Regions from separate parts of the Homo sapiens genome. Here region 2 is linked to region 1. A link is a loop called in an ENCODE intact Hi-C map of the cell type or tissue named here. Cell type or tissue: thyroid gland. All regions are shown on one strand. Each heading gives the region's core, and the rest is flanking DNA. Links, peaks and the distances in the headings are about the cores only.

Region 1 (11,791 bases), core at 1,154-9,153:
GCGTGAGCCACCGCGCCCGACGGGTCTGTCTTTTTTAAAGCCAAAAACTAGTCACCGCTGCAACACTGTTAGGATGCTGCTGCTGAAGGCCCCACCGGCATTCTCCCTCGCTAACGAAGAACCAACAAGGACCAAACGAAGGGGACATTTGCTTCTCCCAAAAATAGATTACCCATCCAACTGAGAAAATTAAAGGTTGACTCTAGTCTGTGTCCATGTTGATAGGGAAAGTTACTGCGGTACTAAGGTACCGTAGAAGAGACGGCCTAGTTGGACGTAAAAACACTTTGGCCACCAGCCTGGAGGTAAAACCCAAGCTACAAAAGCCAGTAATTAAAAGAAGAGTGAAAATGATCTGAGATAAAAGCTATTTTGTGCGGATCGTTTTAAGAGTTAAGAGTTTATGTGAATGGTTTATTTAAATGGCTATAAAACTGCAAAGGTGTTTATATATGTAAAATATGCATATTGGAGGAAGTCGGCCGGCAGCTTCACCCTCCTGCGGGAAAATGCAAAGTCCATCACCAATAGTCGGTCTACCGCAGAGAAGTCTGCAAATCCCAGGGGCCTGGAACTCTAAAAAGGCCATTCAAGCCTCAGGTGGACTCCACGTTTCTCCATTTCCCTGCCCTTCCGCTTTTCTTTCCTTAACAAGCTTCTTATAACATTTGCGTTTGATGAGGTTCAAGAGGTCACTTCCCCTCCCTCTCCGCCCTCCTCGCTCGGCGGAGCGGCCGCGTCCGGACCCCTTTCTGAAGGCCGTCCAAGCCCGCGGTGCCCGGCGGCGGCTGCGCTGCCTGAGGTTTCGCGCCTCGCGCCCGGCGGCCGCCGCTGCCGGGGCCGGTCTCGCCCACGGTGAGGTCAGCCTGCCCTTCCCTGCCCTGTGCCGCCTCGCGAGTCCTGGAGAGGCCCGCGCCGGCCTCGAAGCAAAAGACGACCGCCGAAACGCGACCGTTTACCGCCTGCTTTTTCCAAGCAAAATTTGGAGACAAGTCCCACCCGGGGAAGAACCTGGCTAAGGGTCGGACATGGAAGAGAAGACGCTAAAACAGAAATTGCCTCCCTGCTTTCCACCTGCAGCTTCTAGACGCCGCCCTCGGTGCCACCCCTCGCGGAAGGCGTTCTCCCACACCGGGGTCGCCACTGCGCCCAGCTGCAGAAAGCACTCCGCACCCCCAGCAATTCGGGGCATGGAGCCGGCGGGGGTGGCGCGGCCGGGGCCTGGAGAAGCAGCGCTGAGTCCGACACCGCCCACCAGGCCCCTCTTGGAGAACTAGACAGGCGACAGCACTCAGGACCCCGGCTGCGGCCGGCGCCGCGGCAGCCACGCGCTCCAGCCCGCGTGCACCTGCTTCGCTCCGCCGCGCTCCCGGCTTAAGCCGGCGGCTCCGGGGTCCTGCCCCGACTTTTCGTACTTTCTCCCTGCTCCGTGCCTAACTCAATTCTTAACCAAATCCTGAAAGCACAGGAGTTTGGTTGGGGCTGGGACAGGCGCAGGGACCCAATTCTCCCCAAGCTCTGCGGGCCACGGCCGAAACCACCCCGGGGAAAGCCGTAGGGGCGCGCCGGCCCACGCGGGACCGAGTTCAGAGGACTCTGCACCGTCAGTTTCAGGGCCGACGTTTATAGAGCGCTTCCCACGTGCCGCACGCGGTTCTAAGAGCTTGGCTTGTATTAATTCGTTTAATCCTCCCAGCAACACTGTTAGGCATTATAATGATCCCAATCGTAGAAGTCAAAAAACCGAGGTGCAGAAACAAAGTAACTTGTTCCAGATCACGTAGGTGGTAAGTGCAGGGTATTCTGGAGCAGGAGGGAGGGTGGAAAGCACAGAAAAAAAAAAATGAACTGGGAAAAGCGTTGACGTGCTTAGTATTTCATACTGCAGGTTCCACTTTCAGAGCCAGGCTGCGAGCCTACAGGGTAGAGTAGGGGTGCCGGGCCCCCTGGTGTCCTGGCGTACTCGGGGGGAAGACAGTCGCCGGCCGCCGGGCTCCTGCCACGCTGTGGCGCGCGTGGAAGGTGAGGGTCCTCCGCTGTCCCGCCGCCTCCCACAGGGCGGCCCAGAGCCTGCATCTTTTGCAAAGGGAACATAGGATGGAGAGAAAGAAAGTCCCGCCTGAAATAAGCAAACGCGGTGGCGGCTTTGCGGTCGGCCACGTCCGCTAGGAACCCGCGAGGCGCCCTTGCGAGCTGCGCAGTCGAGTTTTCTTTCCACTGCACTTTCACGTTCTGCCGGATGGGATTTCGGGGGCAGAAGACTCCTCGAATGCAGACCGGCTGTCTGTGGCTGGACCCCCAGTGCTGCAAAGGAATCTGATATACCTGGAGGAACCAACCTCGAGGTCCAACCAAGGGAAACATCCCCTCTCCTTCTCCCTCTCCCAGAGCTCCCTCTTTGCAGTGGAGCCCTAGAGAACCAACCCACAGCCCGAAAACACCCGGAGACCAGGGACCCCGGTCCTCATAGGCAGGCTCACACTTGTAGACAATGGACCCATATTTTCCTCATTAAAGACAAACCCAAATCCGCCTATGAGAGATTACCCAGGGAATGAGAGATCCCAAGTACCGTGAAACTTAGAGGGTGCCTTAAAACTAAAGTGTTTTTATTGGATTGAACCAAAAATAACTATAAATGTGTGTATGTCAGAATGTTAATACCTTTTTATAACCGTTATTTCACCTTTATAATAACTGTGGGAGGGGGCATCATTTTTTCTTACTTTTGTTTTCCTGATCCCCATTTTACCATAAAACAGAAACAAGCCCAGAAACATTATTAAGTGACTTAAGGTAATCAGGAGCAGGTGCACTTCTCAGACTGTAAACGAGGGCAATGTGACCACCGCATCGCCACTCATCTGTGCAGGGTGGCGTTGGGGGTGAGGGAAATGCTAAGAGCACAACATGGATTGTTGGGGGGCAAAAACAACAAATAAATCAATAAACAACTATTTGTGAAATATGTGTACGGAGTCCTCGGGGCAGGGGGCTGGATATAAAGCCAAACTTATCTCCCATGCTCCGTGGTCCACTCCCCATGACTCCTTCACCTCTCCAGCCTAGTCTGAAATTCTCCCTCAGGCACTTTCAGATGATATGAAAAATTCTTCCACAGCTAGCCACTGTCAGGAAAAAAATGATTTGGAAACTGTTGTACGGTGCACATGGACAATGCATACCTGCAGATATTTTCAAAGGACACGTGCTCTTGTGATACATTATGTTGTCGGGCATATATGGAAGGCATCCTGGGATTAACTCTGGTGACTGAAGGAAACAGCACTCCTTTTCACCGTTTACAGCCACTGCGTGTACCCGGCCTGCAGTGAGAGTGGGGGAGGGAACATTTGCCAGCCTTTCTGGAGATCCAGCAGCCAGAAGAAAGCCAAGAAACTCAGAGCTGTAAGTCACCTGGGGAAATGGAGAGTTCTGTTTGTAAAATACACATCCACAACAATGTCTCAGCCCTATTTTGAAATTCCTCATGGGAAGGTGTGCGTGCATATGCCAAAATGTAATCTTAGGTATGAGAGCTAGAACCGGAGATGTGGAGAGGAGTTACAAAGTGCGCTTTTAAAACATGATGTCTAGATTTCCTCTAAAATATTTCAGCAAGAAATGAAAACAGAAAGATGAATGAAGCAAGTGTGGCAAAACCTTGGTAACTGTTACATGTAGGTGATGGGCGTATGAGAGCGTATACTCGCTCCACGTTGGTATACTATGAAACTTTTTTCGTAATAACAAATATAAAAAGATCCTGCAGCCCCGGCTGAGACGCCCCGATCCACCTGGTGCCTCCCCTTTGTATCAAGCCGGCCCCACAACGACCCCTCAAGCTCCTTCCTGTCTTGCAGACTTCTACCAGGACGAGTTTAGACAGCTGCAAGGGTGTTCTTAAGAAGCTAAAAGAAATGAAAAATCACAATTTTTAAAAATCGCTGTCTTTCTGTCCCTGTAGCCACCGAAAGACGAGGTACTTCCTCAGGGACAGAATGCTGACGCCGCGCAGAGTCGGCCGAATCCAGCTTCTCCAAGGGCGGGCGGGTGGGATGATTTGTTGATTTGCTTGTTTTCCACCAAACCGCAGGGCACCTCCAGGAGCTCCGGGACAACTTACAAATGAAGACACAGAGCCCCCGTCCCTTGCTTCAGAGAACCAAATAACGGAACTGAATGATCGTTTCTTCAGCAAAGCCTAAAGACGCTTGCGTCCCGCGGAGAGGTGCCCACGCGCGACTCGGCTGCCCCCTCTTCTTGCGGGTCCGGGTAGGGTAGGGCGGGAACGCGGGACGTGCCCTAAGCGGGCCAGCCGAGCGCGAGACAGGCGATGCTGCAGAAGCCTGCCCGCCTGCGGGTCACACACCGGCCGGCCTCGGCTGCAGGGGTTGCGGGGCCACGGGTCGCGGGGCGCCGGGAGCCGCGAGCAGGTGACGGCCGCGCCGGGCAGCCCCGCGGGCCGCGATTCCCGAGAGCCTGGCGCCACCCCGCGGAAGCCGGAGGAACTGCGGCTTCTTCCCGCTCCCGCGCGGAGGGGAGAGGGAGGCGCAGCGCGGAGGGGAGAGGGAGGCGCAGCGCGGAGGGGAGAGGGAGGCGCAGCGCGGAGGGGAGAGGGAGGCGCAGCCCGCACCGCGCAATCCCGGGGCTCTGGCGGGAGGGAAGGTGACTTGCGTGGGACGACTCCAAGAGGCCAGGCCCGGCCTTCGCAGTTCACCCACGAGGATACCGCGACCAAGCCACCAAAGCACTCTCTGGCCAGGCCGAGACCCCTTTTCCCCCGGGCCCCAAGAGAAAAAAGCACTTTCTCCTAAAACACGAACTCCCCGCGGAGGGGCCCGGGGCTGCCTGGCACGGGGCAGGGTGTGCGGCTGCCGTGCGGGCGCGGGCCAGAGTCACGTGGAGGCAGGCGGAGAGGGCGAGGGGGCCCCCGTAAATCATCCTGAGGGATTTTTGGCCCAAGTCCCTGTTTCCGAAAGGTTGCGGGACGGCTTTGACGTTGATTATGTAGCTGTTCTCTTTTCAAGTGCGCGCCCCTCCCCACCGCAGCCCGTCTGGTGTGCGAGGATTGTGTTTGAAAGGGAGGAAGCATCCTTGAAGTGGTGGGTGATGGATTGTCTAAACCCTTCTGGGACGTTCTGGGTGGGGGTTTTCGAGGCAGCTCATCAATAAAGACCCCCCTGGAGAGAAGGGGCGGCTGGAGACCAGCCCCCGCCGCGCAGCCCCGAGGCCCCAGGCCTGGAACACAGTCCTCGGTGTGGGGCACAGGGCGTGAGGGGAGGATGAGCTCCCCCTGAGCAGATGGAGATTTCTCCTTGCCTGGGCCGTTTGACCCCCAAAGCCTTGCAGACTGGCCGCGTGGGTGCCATGGGGCGATTTCTTGGGAAAGGAGGGCAGCAGAAAGGCCCGTGGGCTCTCAGCGCCTTGGAGTCAGGGGAGCAGGAAGGGGAGTGGAGGTGCGGACACGCCTCCAGCCACCGTGCTCCCCTAGGAGGATCTCCCTTCAGCCCCTGTAGAACCCTGCATCTCAACCACCCTCGTGCATGTGGTTTACCTTGGCATAGATTTCCAAGCCGCTACAGAAAACCTGTCCACCTCCCCCAAGGTGGAGGCGGGAGTTGGGAGGCAGGGGTGCTGGAAAGGGTCACCTGGCTCAAGCCGACCCCAGGTCTGACGGGCGGAGAGCCTCGAGGGCCACGCCCCAGGCCAGTGGTGTCCTCTGAGGCCGCAAAGCCGACTGGCTTCTGGAGGAGCAGCAGCCTCGGCCTCAGCCTCGGCTGGGAAAAGACGCAGTCGGGGCCCTCCGTGCTCCAAACTTGAACTACTCTGGGTCCCCACGAGGAGGAGGCTGCCCTGGGGTCAGAAACTCCGACGGAAATGAAGGGGAGGGGGCGTAGGTTCCCTGGCACAGCTCGGCCTGGAGAGGCAGCCTGGGGGCCCAAACTCATCTAGGGCGCGCCCGGAGCTTCCCCGGCCTCTCTTGGCCCATCGCGAACGAGCTCCCCTCCCCGACTGGGTCGGCCTCGGGCGCCTTTCGCCTTCGCAGGCCGCCGGGGTTCCGCGGAGGGCTTGTGTCCCTCCCTCCCGCCGCCGCAGCCCGCCCGAAGGTCAGGCCGCATCCGGGGCCCGGGGCCTTTGGCCAGGCTGCGGGGAGGGGTGGGGTTGGGGGGCTCCCCAAAGCAGCTTCTCGGAGGCGGCGTCGGGGCGCCCTGAGGTCCCTAGTCGGCCTCTGGGCGCCGAGCACGTTTTATTTATCCCCACAGAGGATGCTGGAGGACAAAAGAAATATTTGGACGTCAGAGCTGATTTATATTTTTGGAAGAGCTACGTTTCCTTTTCTGAAGAGAAGCGAGCGCGCCCCATATCCTGAGCTCGGCGGGGAGGACGAGAGGGGAGTTTTGATGCGCCAGGAAGTTCATCTATCGCCCAGGCGCTCAGGACCCGGCGCCCCGCCGAGTTCGCCGCCCTCGGAAATATTTATTTATTTGGGGGAAGGGAGGGCAGCGGGGAGGAGACCAGCCAGACGGGAGAAGAAAGCCCTGCCCGGGCTGGGTTGGGACCTCCAGGGCGCTTCCCCGCGCGGCCGCAGCCGGCCAGCCTCTGGTCTCGGTTGGAGGGCATCGCAGGCGCGGCCTGGCGACCTCCGGGCGCCTTTGGCTGGTGTCTTCCGTAGCCCTCGGCGCGCACCCTCCCGCGTGCAGTGCCCGGAGTGACCTCTTCAGGCCCCGCGGGCGCCTCCTGGGTGGGCCCCGCGGCCCCTCCAACCCTGCCCAGCGTGTGTGCGCGGCCTAGCCATCTTTCTCCCCAGCCTGGGAAGGCGGGCGGGAGGAGGGGATCCGAGGCCGGGGGCCGCGGAGCAAAAGGCACGCGGACCCCTAAACGACCCCCGAGCGTTGCCACAGCCGGGAGGGCGGAGGGAAGGTGTGCAGAGCTCGGGGGTCTCCCAGGACGCAGCTTGGCTCCTACCGGTTTCCAAGGCATCTGCAAGCTCTGTCCTGCGACCTAAAGCATGGGGACGTCCCTTCCAGCAGCATCAGTGGGCGAAAAGTTAACATGCTGAGGGCCACCGGCACCCACACTTGCTTCCAGGAATACTTGCGGTACAGGCTTCCTGACTTATTTTCTTTAGCCGCTGGGTGCCCCCCCTTCTTCCCCCGTTGGGAGACGCAGACCGACTCTGTTCCAACCTAAGCCCCTTCTCTCTGCCTTTTGGACAAAGCGGGCCGCCTCTGCTCTCCACTCACTCCCCGCAACCCCGCAACTCGCCACCCCTAAACGCAGCGGGCTGTAGGCGAAGTCGAAGAGGTGCTCCGCCTGGTACCGCGGCCTGCGCACTGGGATCGGGGCCTGCAGGCCGCTGGGCTGGCTCCTGGGATCATCCCAAGGTTTTGGTCTCGCAACCGAGGGGACCCGCGCCCGGCAATTTGGGAAGTGCGGAAATGGGGTGAGGCCGGTCTTCGCTTGAGGGTCTCGTAGATTGGACCCCTTTTTCCCCCTTCAAGCACCCTCAGACCTGGCCAGTGGGTCATCGAGTCGTGCCCACCGCCCAGGCCAGGAGATCTGGGGCTACTGGGAGATCTCTCATGAAGGTGGCTATAAAAAGAGCCCTGACCGGGACACAAGCCTTTGGAGAGCGGAAGACTCTATCCAAATAAACACTGGGAACTGGGTGGCTGGTGTTCAGGCCCGGAGGTCTGGGGGTTTCTGGACCTAGGAAGGAGAGCAGACTCCAGGAGAGGTGTGAAATTCCCACTCCCGGCCACCTTGCTCTCTCCAACCCCCGCCTCCGCGCGTCCTCCTATTGCTGTTCCCGTCCGCATCTTCTGCTGTTATGTGAAGTTTCTAAAGAGGCCTCTGCAGCGTGCAGGCTGGTGCTCTTCCAGCATTTCCTCAATCACGCTGACACCCCCAGGCCCCAGCACTGAGTTCTCGCCGTCCACATTTAGAAAGGCCTCGCAGGAGTTCGAGAATCCTCTACACGACTTAACTTTGCGCCTAAATACAGAGCGAAAACAGGGGTCAGTCTCATTTTGAATTGGGAAGAGGCTTCCCTCCTCCCGGGCCCAGGCGGAAGGCAGGGAGGGGTGCGTCTTAGATGGCCGCAAACAGTGCGGTGCGGATGCGTCTCTCCTGTCGGTGACTGGTTTAGTCTAAGCCATTTCATGTGAAACCCACGAAGCAGAGGAAGCATGCTAAGAACACAGAATTTAAACCGCAATAATGAGGAGATTTCCTAGAATAAAACGCCGATTACAGAACAAAATCGGAGAAACCCAAGCTTGTTGAAGTTTACATTCCCTTGCGCTGGGGCAGGGGTGGGACCTAAAGGGTTGGAGGGGAAAGGAACCCGCAGCCCAGACGGGACAGTCAACCAAAGCGGGATGGAGAGAGGACCCATCGCGGCGGAGGCTGCATAGTTTTGGTTAACCAAGGACTGCCTGGGCTGATCTAGACTCATTTATATGAACCATACCTTCCCTTCCCGTAAGAAAAAAAATGTCAAGATTCATGTTATTTATAGGGAGTGAAAGTGAGTGAAGAGCTCACCCCCATAAGAAGGAACCCCAGTAGGGGGGTGGGGGAGCCATCCTAAGCAAGGCTCTGTTTCAGAGACAAACACAGCTTTCCTTTTAAACCCTGTCTGCTAACCAGAAATTAAGGTATTCCTCCCAGGGATACAGAAATTGACATAATTTGCTATCACATACATTCTTACTCAAGAGATTTGTATATATCAGTGATTAAAACAAAGCTCAGAGAGGCTTTGCTGTAATGCAGTGGAAGGAACACTGACTTTGGAGTTCCAGGCCCAGGCTGCTGGCCAGCTTTGTCACTTGCCCCAGCGTGACTTGTAGCCAGTCACCCAGTCTCTGAGCCTTAGTTTCCTCACCTCAAAAGGAGGATGATGATACCTGGGCCACTTGGTGGGTGACAAGATGGTACCTGCGAGGTCTGTAACAAACAGATGCAGGGTTTAGTCACTGTAGACGTGGTGGTGGTCTATGCCATGAGAATAGTTTCCAGAAGCAGAAGTGGGGTATCCAAGAAAGAGTTTTGGAGAGGAGCCTTCCTGCTGATATAACTTAAGAAGGCCCCCAAGCTGCTTATCTTTCTGGAGTTCAGGGTCTACAGGGGCAGTATGCAGACCCCTACAGAGAGGGAAGGCTTCCAGTCAGCTGACCGCCTCCTGGCCCTAACTGCTCTCCAATGTCCACTGCCTTCCCACGACCTGGCCGGCCCTCATAACACTCACCACACTCTAAGTGGGATTTCTTGCAAGTTTAGAGTTTAGGTAAAATGGATACTGCTGTTGCTTGGATGGAGAAAGGAGCCTTTTAAAAAAATCCCTCATAATTTAACCAGCTGAATTGGTAGAAGCTAAAAGAATCTGGGGTTTTTTGCTTGTTTCCTTGTTTGTTTTAATGAGTACCTGTGGACTTCCTAAAATCTCAGGCAAGTTGGAAGTATTTTTCTGGAAACTGGCTCCATAGCTTCCATCGTATTCTCAGAGGATGACCCCATAACCCCAAAACTGGGAGCTACTAGTATAGAAGGTTATCACTGGTCCTGCCTGGATTTTAAGGTTAGCGCCTTTTATTCTTCAGTCTCCGGGTCCTAAAACCTTTTAAGGCCTGCTCTTAACAAGTTGGATCTGTATTCCCTGAGATCCAAATACATATAATTTTCAGGCACAGAGAATCAGAGAGAGTCCATGGCTAAGTGACAATGAGTACTGAATGTTTCCAAAGCCCGTTGCCCACCGCCCCCACCTACAAATGAGATAATTGTCCTTTTCCCCCACAAGCTTCTCCCCTGGGCTCTTTCCATTTAAAGCACACACACACACACACACACACACACACACACACTGAACTCTATGTCAGTAGAGCTCCTTTAAGATCCTATCTGTCCTCCCCACTCCAGCTTCTATTTTATGAAAATAATTATATTTTAGGCACTTAGAGCATTGGTTTAGTGAACACATTATATTTACTTTCATATTTAGTTATGTATTTTTAAGTTATTCCACACAAAATGACAAATGAGGGCAAGAGAAAAAAATACCATGAAATATATGGGGACGCACCCCCCAAAAACGCTCAGCAGTCAGTCAGAAATTCTTAGAAAGTGGAAACAACTGCGAAGCCCTACCCCAACCCAATCAAAACATCCCACCCGGAAAAGAGCGACTTGTTTCTTTTTTCTATTGGAAATGAGTGGTAAACTGAGTTCGGTTTGGCGGTGTTTTCTTAGCTGACTCTCGGCTACAATCAAGCCATTTTCGGACACATTCCCATGTAGGTACCAGGGGTGCTCTGGAGGAAGCTGTCGACGCCTGTTCAGCTAATTTAGGTTTTCTTTGTCTAATTACTGTGGAGCTTAGGGAGAAGGAGCCGGCTCAGGGCAGTAAACTGACACTCGGTCTCTGTGTGTGGTATCCAGGCAGGGTTTGATGGAAAAAGCCTGCTTCCACTCAACCTCAGGTCACTGTCTGGGGCCAGCCCCGGCCCACCCCCCTCCCACATACCCCTCCCCTCCCCACCCGCCCTCTCTGCATCTACAGCCCCACCAGCACACTCAGCCAGGAGCAGTCCCCCGGCACTCCAGGGGCACACAGGGCTCCTGCCGCCCCAGGGGGCCTGCCTAGGCTGTGCGGCTGTGAAGGCTCTTTGCCTGGTGTCTTCCTCCTGATTACTGCACAACCTCCCTTTCTCCTGCCTCCTGCAACTCCCCAGGCTCCCCAGCAGGCACACCCGTGCACCTCGGTCCTTTCAGCCTAGACGCAGCGGGGTGCCCAGCTCTACCTCCTGTTTGGTCCGCTGGTCTGCAGCACCTTCTTTCTGGGCCTCCCCCTTCAGCCCTTGGGAGGCCCCGCCAGCTCCGGCCTCCTGCTCTCCTCCTCCCTCTCCCAGCTCCTATCCCTGGTCGGACTACATTTCCCTGCACGTGTAATCCAATAACTAACTGTCGGGTCTCATTGGAAGTGATTGCTCCCGAGGGCACATCTCTCTCAGAGCCTGACTCTTACTTAGGGAGGAATTAGCCACAACTGGGGAGAAGTGTTCTCGGACAGGAGTTAGCTGAGACCTGGCACAGTTTTGGGTGGGCAATGTTAAGACGGAGGATGTAAACCTAGTGACAGCTGCACACCCCTTCAGGACTGACTATAAATATAGCCATCTCGCTTATCTCAGGGTCTTTCTTTTTCTTTCTCTTTCTTTCTTTTCTTCCTTCCTTCCTTTTTCTTTTGCACTTTTTTCTTACAGAACACTAACTGGGGTGCGGGGGTGGGGGGAAGAAGTGGAAGCAAATGCAACCCTAAGTCCCATGAGATCCAGGTTTCCAGAGTCTTTGAAACTTGGCCTAGGTTTCTCAGTGTAAATCCCTCTGCTCAAAGTTCCGAAAACGTCCACGATCGCCAGCGGCCCGCAACCCTGCGGCGGCCCCCAGTCGCCCTAACAATTGTCGGGGAGCCTGCAGGCCCTGCCAGAAAGAGAGAGGATTGGCACGTTACCTTTGGGCGTCTGGCACCCCGGCGTGTGGCTGAGGGCGGCAAAGTCTAAACGAAGTTGACAGATGGAGTCAGTATCGGCCCTGGGGAGGGCGGCCAGGGAGGCTCCGAGCAGCCGCACCCGCAGCAGCACCACTCGGCCCGGCGGGCCAGGAGGAGGAAGGGGGCGCGGAGGGGCGGGGCTGGGTCCTGGGATGGGACGCGGGGCTTGCTGCGGGGGGCAAACAGAAAGAATATTTCATGAAGTCAGAGGTGGTCGAGTTTTGCGAGGGGTGG
Region 2 (11,791 bases), core at 2,287-10,286, 660 kb before region 1:
AAAATGAATTTAATTTAGTATAAAAAATAAACATTTCTGGGCACTGGAAATGTCTGTGGTGTTTTAAGAGCTGTTATCATTAATCAGTCAAGCATGTTTACCCAGACCCAGGATTGCTTATGAAACTGAACCGCACGCCCCGAAGCCCTTCAATGAGAGATGGCCACCAAAAGCTGAGGCAGGGAGTGCGTGTTCCCGGTCATCGTCACAGGCCCCAGCTGCTCACGGGGGTGGCATCTTTCAGAGCATGCTCCTCATGGCTGAAAGGAGGTGACACAAAGCAGTCGTTGGAAGTATTGGAAAGCACCACGTGTGCTATTGTTACCTTGTGGCTCTCCAGTTCTGGCCAGGGTATTTTCTTGTGGTTGTGCTTCTAATAGTCCATCCTGTTATAATTTTCAAAGGCAACATCATCTGCATGAATTCTTTTTATGCCAGTTGTAAAACAGCCATGATAATTATTATCATTAGGTGATTCTCACCACACAAAAGGGGGCATGGCATCTGCCAGGCGGGGAAGGTTATTTAGGAGCCAACAAAGCCAGGAGGTGGGCAGGCAGCACTCGCAGTCTGCGCTGGAACGAGCAGAGTCTGGGCCGGGGAGAGCTGGTGCGCGTGTCACTTGAATGTGCGCCTCCACTGCCCACAAAACACTTCCCTTAGAAACAAAGGCAAAAAGGAAGCCCAACATAGAAAACGTGAAACCAAAAAACAGCAGATTCATTCATTCAAGACACATGTGTTGAGTTCTAATTATATGCTTGACACAGGTCTAGGCTCTAGTGAGGAACCTGAAACAAGGCAACACTCCTCCCTGCCCAGAGGTAGCACAGGCGTTCCAGAGGGAGAGAGCGATAATGAGCACTTGCATATTTAATATAATGCCCGACGGGGCAGCATTCACTGAGAAAGCAGAGAGCAAGGGGAGGAGATAAAGGCTGACCGGAGGGCAGGGGGCCTATTTCACATGGAGGTCATGGGAAACAACTGAGGGAGATGACATTTGGCAAGAGACCTAATGAAGTGAGTAAGTCGTAAGAATTCAGGGGAGAAGGGAAGTGTTCTAAGTGGAAAGGACCAGCAAGTGCAAAGGCCCTGAGGCATACACGAATGTGATCCGGGAAGTGCAAAGGCCCTGAGGCATACACGAATGTGATCCGGGAAGTGCAAAGGCCCTGAGGCATACACGAATGTGATCCAGGAAGAGCAAAGTGGTCCTCCAGGCAATCACAGAAAAAGAGGGCAAGAACAATGGGGTGGAGGTCGATGAGCTACGCAGGAAGCAGGTCAGGGCGGATACCACGGGCTGCACAGTGAGGAGTTTGGATGGAATTGTGGGATTTTGATGGGCAGGAGAGAGGATGATATGATTTGTGTGTATAGAGATCGGCTATAGGGTTGCAAGAGTCTGAAACATGGAGAAGAATTTGCAGGCGTTTGCGTTAGCCTAGGCCTGCAATGGTGATGGCTCTGAAAGGAGTGGAGGCAAATGTGAGGAGCAGGTGCATTTGAGCTGTGCTTTGCAGGTAGAACTGGGGGCCTTGCTGATGGAGTGAATGTGAGGAGGGTGAGAAAAAAGATAAACTATTACAGCATAGTAGTGCTTACGAGCAAAGACTAACCGTAACCCTAGGGTTAGGAGATGATAAGAGCCTACGTCGTTCAAGTCTTGTCTTTGCTCCTTACTAGCTGTGTAAATTTGGGCAAGGTATTTAACCTGTCTGTGCCCATCTGTAAAATGGGGATGATCATAGTATCTCCTTCGACTGGGGATTGTGAGTGTGCATGGGACACACACACGTGTTTAGAACACAATCTGGCCTCCAATAAGAATATATGTGTTAGTAATTACTATTATTGGTGAATTAAGCAATTAGGTGAATTTGGTGCCATTTACTGAGATGGAGAAGACTGGAGGAGGAGTGAATTTTGGGGAAAATCTTAGGAATTCTGTTTCGGAAGTGTTCAGTTTAAGATGTTTATCAGACTTATACACAGAGGTGTTGAGCTGGACATAGGAATCTGAAGGTCCCAGGGAAAAAGGAACTAGAAATAGAGATGCGATCTTTAAAGCATGACTCCTGAAAGAGATCAGAAACATTGAGAGCTTGGGGAAAGGAGGAAGAGTCAGCAAAGGGAGTTAAAAGAAAGGGCCGACAGTGTTGGAGAAAATTAAGTGTTCATTTTCTAAGAGAAACAGTGCTTCAAGAAAGAGGCAAGGCCAACTCACAAAGTCCAGTAAAGTTTGGAGCCATGGACGCTGCAACTTGTACAAGAGGCTTCAGTGTTGTGTGAGGTCAGACGCCTTTGCGGAGTGGGCCTGGAGAGCAGGCAGGTGAGAAAGTGCAGATGGTGTATTAGAAAGGCAGCCGCCAGGGTGCCTCCGCCCAGATGCGTGCAAGCTTGAGCTTTACAAACCCTTCACTTTCATGTTGGCACTGCTGTAAGGCCCATGGTTTTCTTGTTCCCTTCCTATTCTTTCAGGAAGGAATCAGAGTCAGCAATGATGGTTCTGTTGCTTAAAACTAGTGACACTGGCACACTCACCTGAATGGTGCACAATTTGGCACAAACGGATTTATGGATGTGAGTTGGAAATTGAGAGATTCTGTGTCCTAAAACCAATCTATAGATGATGATCTCCAGGTAATAGAAAGTTTTCCTGCCCTCTAAAATGATCCTATGTGTTTAATACAAATGTGCAAATAAATAAGACATCTGTACTAGCAATGAAAAGCAATCAGACAAATCGTGTAATTTTGGAAATCCTCACAAATGCTTCTTGTTTTTGTTTTGTTTTTGAGACAGAGTTTTGCTCTTGTTGCCCAGGCTGGAGTGCAGTGGCATGATCTTGGCTCACTGCAACCTCCACCTTCCAGGTTCAAGCGATTGTCCTGTCTCAGCCTCCTGAGTAGCTGGGATTACGGGCACCCACCACTACGCCCGGCTAACTTTTTGTATTTTTAATAGAGAGGGGGTTTCACCATGTTGGCCAGGATGGTCTCGAACTCCTGACCTCAGGTGATCCACCCACCTCGGCCTCCCAAAGTGCTGGGATTACAGGCGTGAGTCACCGCGCCTGGCCCACTAATGCTTCTTAACCTGTCCCTTCCTTTATGGACTTAATTGCGTCTTCCCAACATTCACATGTTGAAGTATGTGACTGTATGTGGAGATGGGACCTATAAGGAGATAACCAAGGTTAAATGAGATTGGAAGGGTAGGGCCTTGATCCAACAGGACTGATGTCCTTATAAGAAGAGAGAGAGGCATGAGGGCCATGGGAGGACACAGCAAGGGGCGCCATCTGCAAGACAAGGAGAGGTCTCAGAAGAAACCAGGCATGCCGATCTTGATCTCGATCACTGACTTGCGGCCTCTGAAACTCAAAAACGTGTTGTTTAAGCCAACCTGTCTCTGGTACTTTGTCACAGCAGCTGGAGCTGACTAATACACTTAACCTCACATACCTATTTGAATGATGTTCTTTAATCTCTTTAATCATGGTATCTCTTTAATCTCTTCCCTCTCCAGCAACCCCACTGTCGGTGCCCTCATTCAGGCACTCACTACCTTCTTCCTGCACCATTAGAAAAGTCTTCATATTGGTTTCATGTCTGCCCTAATCAACCCATTCCCTACACTCTTTCCAAGTCATCTGTCTTAGGACCAGAGCCAGGAATAGGATTAATTGGAGTCAGAGCTTCCCTTTAGGGCACTTCACCTGTTGGAGAACTGGAGAAAATATGAAGAGGATGCTCACTACGGGTGCAGGTTCCTAAGCACCACAGGAGTGTTGAAAGACAGAAACAAGCTGTAAACCCAGAGACACGCTGGGAAGAGGGAGCCCCAGCAGCCACTGCAGTGAGCTGGCCACTTGGCCACGCACAAGAAGTGGAATTTATTCATTCATTGATTTGCTCAATCATGTTGAATGAGCACAAATATATCTCTGACTTTGTTGAGCTTCTATCCTGGTGAGTGGAGACACTTAAACATAGGCATAAGTTAATGAGATGATTTAGGATGAAAAGGGGTGCTATGAAGATTCTGAAAGGGGCAGTGGGATGGTGGGAAGGGGTGCTTCTGGTAGCATGGTCAGATAAGTGGACAGAGGAAGTGACGGGACTCCTGGGATATGAAAGATGAGAGGTAGCTGGCCATGCAGGGGAATAACATCCCATGTAGAGGAAACTGCTCTTGCAAAGTAGATAAGATGGGTGGAGCCTACAGGCAGGGTCAGAGGGATTTCAGGTGTTGTGGACTGAGAAGCGCTAGATATAGCATCTTGTTGGCCATGGGAGGTGTGTTTCATCCTAATTAGACTGGTGGCCTCTGGGGGGTTGTGAACTGGGAGATGATAAGATTTTATCTCTATTTTAAGGTGGTCCTAGCTGCTGAGGGTGGAGGTGTTGCTGCTACACTGGGGTGTCAGCAATAGGAATCGGCAGGGGATGGAAGGCTCAGAGTTTCTTTTGGCAGTTAAGCTGCTGGGATTTGCTATTAGGTGGAATATGTTTGTGAGTGAAAGAGGGGCATTAAGTGTCCAGGAGGACGGTGGTGACATGGACTGAGAGAAGCAGGTTTGGGTGTGCCGATTTAGAGTTACAGTTTAGCTTGGGTAAGTTTCCGATGCAGTCATGCGTTACTTAACGATGGGGACACACTCCGAGAAATTCATCATTTACAGGTTTTGTCATTTTGTGAACATCAAAGAGTGAACTTGCACAAACCTGATACAGCACTAGCTTGTCCAACCTGCTGGCTGCAGGCCACTTGTGGCCCAGGATGGCTTTGAATGCAGCCCAACACAAACTTGTAAACTTTCTTAACACATATTTTTTTTCAATTTTTTTTTTTTTAGCTCACCAGCTATCATTAGTGTTAGTGTATTTTATGTGTGACCCAAGACAATCCTTCTTCCAGTGTGGCCCAGGGAAGCCAAAAGATTGGACACTTCTAGTATAGCCTATTGCTCCTAGGCTACAAACCTGCACAGCATGTGCAGTTGTGACACAATGGTGTTTGTGTATCTTAACATGGAAAGGTAGAGTAAAAATATGGTATCTTATTGTCTTATGGGCCCACCATCATAGATGCAGTCTCTCATTGACCAAAATTTTGTTATGTGTCACATGATGTTAGTACTAGATGTTACAGAAAGGGAGATTGGCAAATGCGTTCACAGATACCACTTAGGAAGTAAGAAAAGGGCCCAGATGGAGCGCTGCATTTGGCCAGAGGAACGTAGTTGGTGCTTTTGATAAGAGCCATTTTAGCTGAGCCATGAAGATGAAAACTGCTTTCACCAGAGCATGTTCGAGAGAGAATGTGAGGCCAGAAGGTGGAAAGTTTTGTGGAGAAGAGTAGAGAAGTGGGGGTAGGGAATCTCCAAGGGATGTGGGGTAAAAGAAGGAGTTATTTATGCTGAACTAGAGCAAGCCTTGCTTGTCTGCTGCCGGGAATGAAGCCTTCCAACTGGTGGTGCAGGAGACAGGGCCCGTCAGAAGGAGCTGGGTTCTCCTGCGGCTGGTGAGGTGAGGCACGGAGCACAAGTGATGGTGCTGAAAAAGCTAAAGTTGGGGAATGGAGGTTTTTTCCATTAGAAGAAATTTTTCTCCTAATGATACCAGGAGGATTTTTCCTCCTAATATCACTATATGATACTTTTATCTTTTATGCTGTGAATATTAAATGCCATTTGACTTTAATGGTACTATATAAACACGATGTATAATGCAAGTACTAACATTATAATTGTAATTTTAAAGAATAGTTTAATGAATGTAATGACTATTCAAATATCGTGCTAATAATTTACCATGAAGTAACAACTTTTCACTATGTTTATAGCAGATTAAGAAAAATGTCCCTTTTGGGGAGAATAGCGATAGACCAATTTTTGGATTTGAAAATCAGCGTCAATTTCCACTGTAGACTTTGGAAATGACCCTTTGCTTATGAGCTCCAAGCACCCACTAGAGGGCGCATGCGAAGGCCTCTCCAGGCACGCAAAGGAGCCGCCGGAGCCCTTTCCTTAGGAGGCGGATCTTAAACCAAATGTAAACAATTTTGCTTCATAACAGTGATGACTTACTTGTTGCTGTTTCCTAGGCAGCGAATTTAAGGGTAATGATCAAAAAGCTAAAGTTAGACGATTGAAGTTTTCTCCTTACTTGAACATTTCTTTTGTAAAAGCACATCTGTTAAACAAAAAAGATGAATATTGTTAAGCTTTTGCAGAGGTATATAAGTTCCTGAAGTCTTTTGAGATGAAAAAATGAAATCAAAATGCAAAACGCAATAATGATATATTCTGAAAGAAACTCCTCTTTGGTATTCTGTTATCAAATAGCCTTAGTGGGAAATGAATATATAGAGTCCAACTACCATTTCTCTATGGAAATAAAGCCCACGAGGTCTTTCCTTTCTTACCCAGTCCATTCCCTGATTTTAAACATTCAATAAGTTCCAAGCCAAGAAATGCATTTTTCTTCCTTTTGATGATTTTCTGTGGTTCCTTAAGATGGTTTGTAGAATATATTACGGCTGTTGACCCCTGCAGGCAGTTTCCAGATCTTCGTGGTTTCCTCTACAGCTGTGGGTATTTCTCTTGTGAAACCACAGGTCAGTTCAGAACCACAGAACTTATCCTGACAATTAGAATTTTAGCCACTGTCCTGTGGGATTTTCAGAGCCACAAGGACTCCATGCTTTCAGTCCAGATCCTTAAATTAGTACCATCTGATGCCTGAAACATTCATGCGTTATCCAAGGATCCGAGGTCAACCTTTCTCAACTTTTTATTGAAAGTTAGCATATGTGCCCATCTCCTACATGTCCCCACAAATACCCTCCCTAGAATGCAAGATCATGAGAATGAGGATTTGGCCTTCCCTATGTGTTCTCGTGCCTGCCCCGTTGCCTAGTACCTGGCCTTTGTAGCATGGCTGAGTCCTTCCTTAGGGTCTCATTTAGAGCAGTGGGTTTCAAACGTTAGATTGCATTCAACTCTGCTAGAGGGCTCGAAAAAACACGGATTTCTGGGCCCTATTCCCAGAGTTTCTGATTCATAAAGTCTGGGGAGTGGAAGAAAATCTGTATTCTAACAAGTTTCCAGGTGATGTTCTTGACGTGACAGCTAAGTTTTGAGTCCCACAGGGTTTAGAGCATTATGAGTTCCATCAGAAAGAAGAAAGGACATGCCTGATGCTGCAGAGTTCAGTTTCGACTGAGGGAGGGAACATGGCTAGTCTTCACATGGAAAGATAACCCTCATCAAGGGCATCACTGATCTTTGAGCCATGTTAAACGTGTAATGCCTGTCAACTGAATAGGACCTCTGGGCATGGAGAGAGGATGGTATGGAAACAGTCAAGTTGTTTGTTTGGAACTGGGTATGCAGTCACTTCTCACTGATTTCCCTGTGCTATTGTATTAACACTATGACAGTGTTTAAAGTATGAATTATTAACCACTTAGGCTTTTTAGCAAAGGAAGTATTTGTCTCAGTGATATCTACAATGGAAGTATTCATTTCTCCATTCACTTTTCGGAGGCATGGGTTTGGTCCTGGCTTTGCAATTACAGGCAGGAACCAGTAGGAGAACTGATCATCTGCTCCCATGTTGTATGTCTGCTGGAGGCAATATTTTGCCTTTCCATCTCCAAGTGAAGTCCGCCTGGCCCTCCCTGTCTCAGCCTGGACTTTTGGAAGCTGAGCTTCGACTGAATCAGTTTTTGCAAGGTCTAGGCTTTTTCTTTTTTCTTTCTTTTTTTTTTTTTTTTTGAGATGGAGTCTCACTCTGTCGCCCAGGCTGGAGTGCATTGGCATGATCTTGGCTCACTGCAAGCTCCGCCTCCTGGGTTCATGCCATTCTCCTGCCTCAGCCTCCCGAGTAGCTGGGACTACAGGCGCCCGCCACCACACCCGGCTAATTTTTTGTATTTTCAGTAGAGATGGGGCTTCACCATGTTAGCCAGGATGGTCTCGATCTCCTGACCTCGTGATCCACCCGCCTCAGCCTCCCAAAGTGCTGGAATTACAGGCGTGAGCCACTGTGCCTGGCCTAGGCTTTTTCCACCTGTTTGGATATCTGTTTCTTTAAAGAATCCAACATATGCAGCTTCTAAGTTTATGCTTTTCAAACAGGTGTGTGTGCGTTTCCTGCCATGTGCCAGGGGACATGAAAGAGCACAAAGTCAGCATGGCACCTCCTGGAGCAGGGATTCCAGGATTAGCCAAGTTGGAGGTTTTAGATGGAACTGGCATGCTGCCTGTGCCCTGCACTATGCCACCTCTGTTGCAGCATAGTGGACAGTCCCCATGCATGCCTTCCCGAGGGCTCATGGACTCTCTCAGCTTACCAACGGTCTTTCTCTAGAGCAGAAGTACCTTCTCAGCCAGCAGTTAGCCATTGTGGAGGTGCCAGGGGAGTTAATGCCCTTAGGAGCAACTCTTGGTCCTTGGAGGCAGGAGTCAGCACCCACTGAACGTCAGCATACATTTCCCACCTTCCAGCCCTTCCAAGGGATGATCCTCAGAAGTGTGTTCTGCTGGGTTCCTCCAAAGCTCTCAGTGAGACCCAGCTCCAGTTGCCCATAGTGGCAACCCAGCTCAACCATGCCCTCCTAACACCTTTTCTTTCTTCCCTGACCTTTCTGCCTGCACTCAAGTCTTTTCTCAGTTTGCAAAACCAGGATACACAATATTTAGTATCTCCCAAACGTAAAATAAGTGGAGTGCAAAATTCAAAGAAAATTCAGGATGCATAGTAGTGTTTAGAGAACAACATGGGGCTGTCATGATATATTAGACACTTGCTTTCCCTTCCATGAAAAAAAAAAAAGGAAAACAATTGCTCTGTGTTCTAAAGAAGATTCATTATCTGCTGTCTCTTTACTTACTGCATACATACACCTCAGACTTCTGCAATTTGGCTTCAGACCCCACTTTCCACTGAAACTCCTAATCAGTAGCCTCTAAATCTTCTTCTCCATGAGGATGGACTTTTTTTCCATTTGTTTGTGTCATCTCTGATTTCTTTGAAGAGTGCTTTGCATTCTCATTGCAGGGGTCTTTCACCTCTCTGGCTGGCTGTGTTCCTAAGTATTTTATTCTTTTTGTGGCAGTTGTGAATGGTATTGCCTTCCTGATTTGGCTCTGAGCTTGGCTGTTGTTGGTGTACAGAAATGCTACTGATTTTTGTCCATTGATTTTGTATACTGAAACTTTGCTGAAGTTGTTTATTAGCTGAAGGAGCTTTTGGGCTGAGACGGTGGGGTTTCCTAGATGTAGAATCATGTTGTCTGCAAACAGAGGTAATTTGACTTCCTTTCTTCCTATTAGGATGCCCTTTATTTCTTTCTCTTGTCTGATTGCGCTGGCCAGGACTTTCAGTACTGTGTTGAATAGGAGTGGTGAGAGAGGTCATCCTTGCCTTGTGCCAGTTTTCAAGGGGAATGCTTCTAGCTTTTGCCCATTCGGTATGATACTGGCTGTGGGTTTGTCATAGATGGCTCTTATTATATTGAGGGCAACCTAGGCAATACCATTCAGGACATAGGAACTGGCAAAGATTTCATTACGGAGATGCCAAAAGCAATCACAACGAAAGCAAAAATTGACAAATGGGATCTAATTAAACTAAAGAGCTTCTGCACAGCAAAAGAAACTATCAACAGAGTAAACAGAAAACATAAAGAATGGGAGAAAAATTTTGCAAACTATGTATTCGACAAAGATCTAATATCTAGCGTGTATAAGGAACTTAAAAAATTTGCAAGAAAAAAAAAAACAACCCCATTAAAAAGTGGGCAAAGGACATCAACAGACACTTTTTGAAAGAAGACATACATGTGGCCAACCAGCATATGAAAAAAATCTAAGTATCACTAATCATTAGAGAAATGCAAATCAAAACCACGGTGAAATACCATCTCGCACCAGTCAGAATGACTATTATAAAAAAGTAAAAAACTAACAGAGGCTGGTGAGGTTGCAAAGAAAAGGAAACACTTATACATTGTTGGTGGGAGTGTAAATTAGTTCAGCCATTGTGGAAAGCAGTGTGGGGATTCTTGAAAGAGCTAAAAATGGAACTTTTTAACCCAACAGTCTCATTACTGGATATATACCCAAAGGAATACAAATCGTTGTGTCATAAAGACATATGCGTGTGTGTTCATTGCATCACTATTCACAATAGCAAAGACATGGAATCAACCTAAATGCCCGTGAATGGCAGACCAGTCTACCACATTTTAAGTGGTAGATATACACCATGGAATACTATTCAGCCATTAAAAAGAATGAAATCGTATGCTTTGCAGGAGCATGGATGGAGCTGGAGGTCATTATTCTTCGCAAACTAATTCAGGAACAGAAAACCGAATACTACATGTTCTCACCGATAAGTAAGAGCTGAATAAAGAGAACCAATGGACACAAAGAGGAGAACAACACACACTGGGGCCTACTTGAGGGTAGAGGGTGAGAGGAGGGAGAGGAGCAGAAAAAATAACTGTTGGGTATTAGGCTTAGTACTGGCATGATGAAATAATCTGTACAACAAACCCTCGTGACATGGGTTTACCTATATAACAAACCTGTACATGTATTCCTGAACCTAAAATAAAAGTTAAAAAAGAAAATTAGCCAGGGATGGTGGCACGTGTCTGTAGTACCAGCTACTTGTGAGGCTGAGGTGGGAGGATCACTTAAACCTGGAGGTTGAGACTGCAGTGAGTCCCGTGATCTATGATCATGCCACTGCACTCCAGCCTGGGTGACAGAGCGAAACCTTGTCTTTAAAAAACAAAAATTGTTCTAAAGTCGTCAGAGAGATCCCCATATTTTCTATCTATAATTTACCTGTCATAGGCAAGGCGGCCTTCTCCTTCTTTTTTTGTTTTGAGACAGGGTCTGGCTCTGTTGCTCAGGCCGGAGTGCAGTGGTTCCCTCTAGGCTCACTGCAGCCTCAACCTCCTGGGCTCAAGCAGTCTCTCCACTTCGGCCTTCCAAGTAGCTGAGACCACCAGTGTGTGTCTGGCTACTTAAAAAAAAATATTTTGTAGAGATGAGGTCTCATTATGTTGCCCAGGCTGGTCTCAAAACTCCCGGGCTCAAGCAATCCTCCCGCTTCAGCCTCCCGAAGTGCTGGGATTACAGGCATGAGCCACCGTGCCTGGGCTCATTTTTCAGAAGCAAGGTCACTAATTATTTTACCTGTGCTTTTCTTCCTCTGTGATCTGGTGGTTCCCTCTCCTCTCTTCTGCCCTCCTCCTTCCTTCTCTCCCCTTCCCTCATCCCCTTTCCTCATCCCTCCTTGCAGCTCTGAGTGCTCAAATGCTGTTTGGACTCTTCCTTCTTATAAACATCATGCTTTTCTCTTTAGCTCATGGCCGAGTTTCTTAGCAAAGTGCTTTATGGAAGTGTAGGGAATAGAGATGTCACATAAAAATGGAATGAGTTGTGAAAACAGGCAGTTCCCATCTCCCCCAAGATAGGCAAATCTTTTAATGACCTCCCTGGGAGGAGGGAGCCAAGGGCATATTCAGATTTTATAGCACCGTGGTTCAGGATATTGAATGAATACAGTTATTTCATGATTAGAAATAAAATACACTTCAGAAAATCTTTAAAATGCCCAACTGTGCAAAGATAAATTTTACTATATTCATGACTATTCATTTTAATAGTTCTTTTTCCAGTTACTTACCATAGGTCTTATGTAATACTTTTGGCAGAATAAAACAAAGTACCATTTCTGCTTTCAAAACAGATCAGTTA

What was found. Peaks named below come from ENCODE experiments on the same cell type or tissue, not always from the same donor. Only the 100,000 strongest peaks of a DNase experiment are listed, where the experiment ranks them.
Region 2: it touches region 1 in a loop (2.4-fold over the local background); 44 of 110 quality-filtered maps call a loop at or near these places.

What each region holds. Positions count from the first base shown.
Region 1 is chr6:1,377,501-1,389,291 of GRCh38, forward strand. It overlaps FOXF2-DT (FOXF2 divergent transcript), which reads right to left. Exons shown (of 3, transcript NR_187218.1): 1 at 11,519-11,791. Among named protein-coding and RNA genes, the nearest start is that of FOXF2-DT, 6.1 kb to the right of the region's middle. RefSeq lists enhancers at 561-1,074, 6,270-7,049, 7,050-7,829 and silencers at 4,338-4,437, 4,548-4,597. In thyroid gland, for the core only: a CTCF peak has its summit at 4,500 (motif pointing left); no DNase peak of the experiment used is centred there; H3K4me3 peaks cover 728 bases; H3K27ac peaks cover 1,159 bases; H3K27me3 peaks cover 5,886 bases.
Region 2 is chr6:716,192-727,982 of GRCh38, forward strand. It overlaps LOC105374873 (a long non-coding RNA gene), which reads right to left. Exons shown (of 3, transcript XR_001743915.2): 3 at 11,645-11,791. Among named protein-coding and RNA genes, the nearest start is that of EXOC2, 29 kb to the left of the region's middle. RefSeq lists a silencer at 5,912-5,991. In thyroid gland, for the core only: a CTCF peak has its summit at 5,977 (motif pointing right); a DNase peak (open chromatin) is centred at 6,000.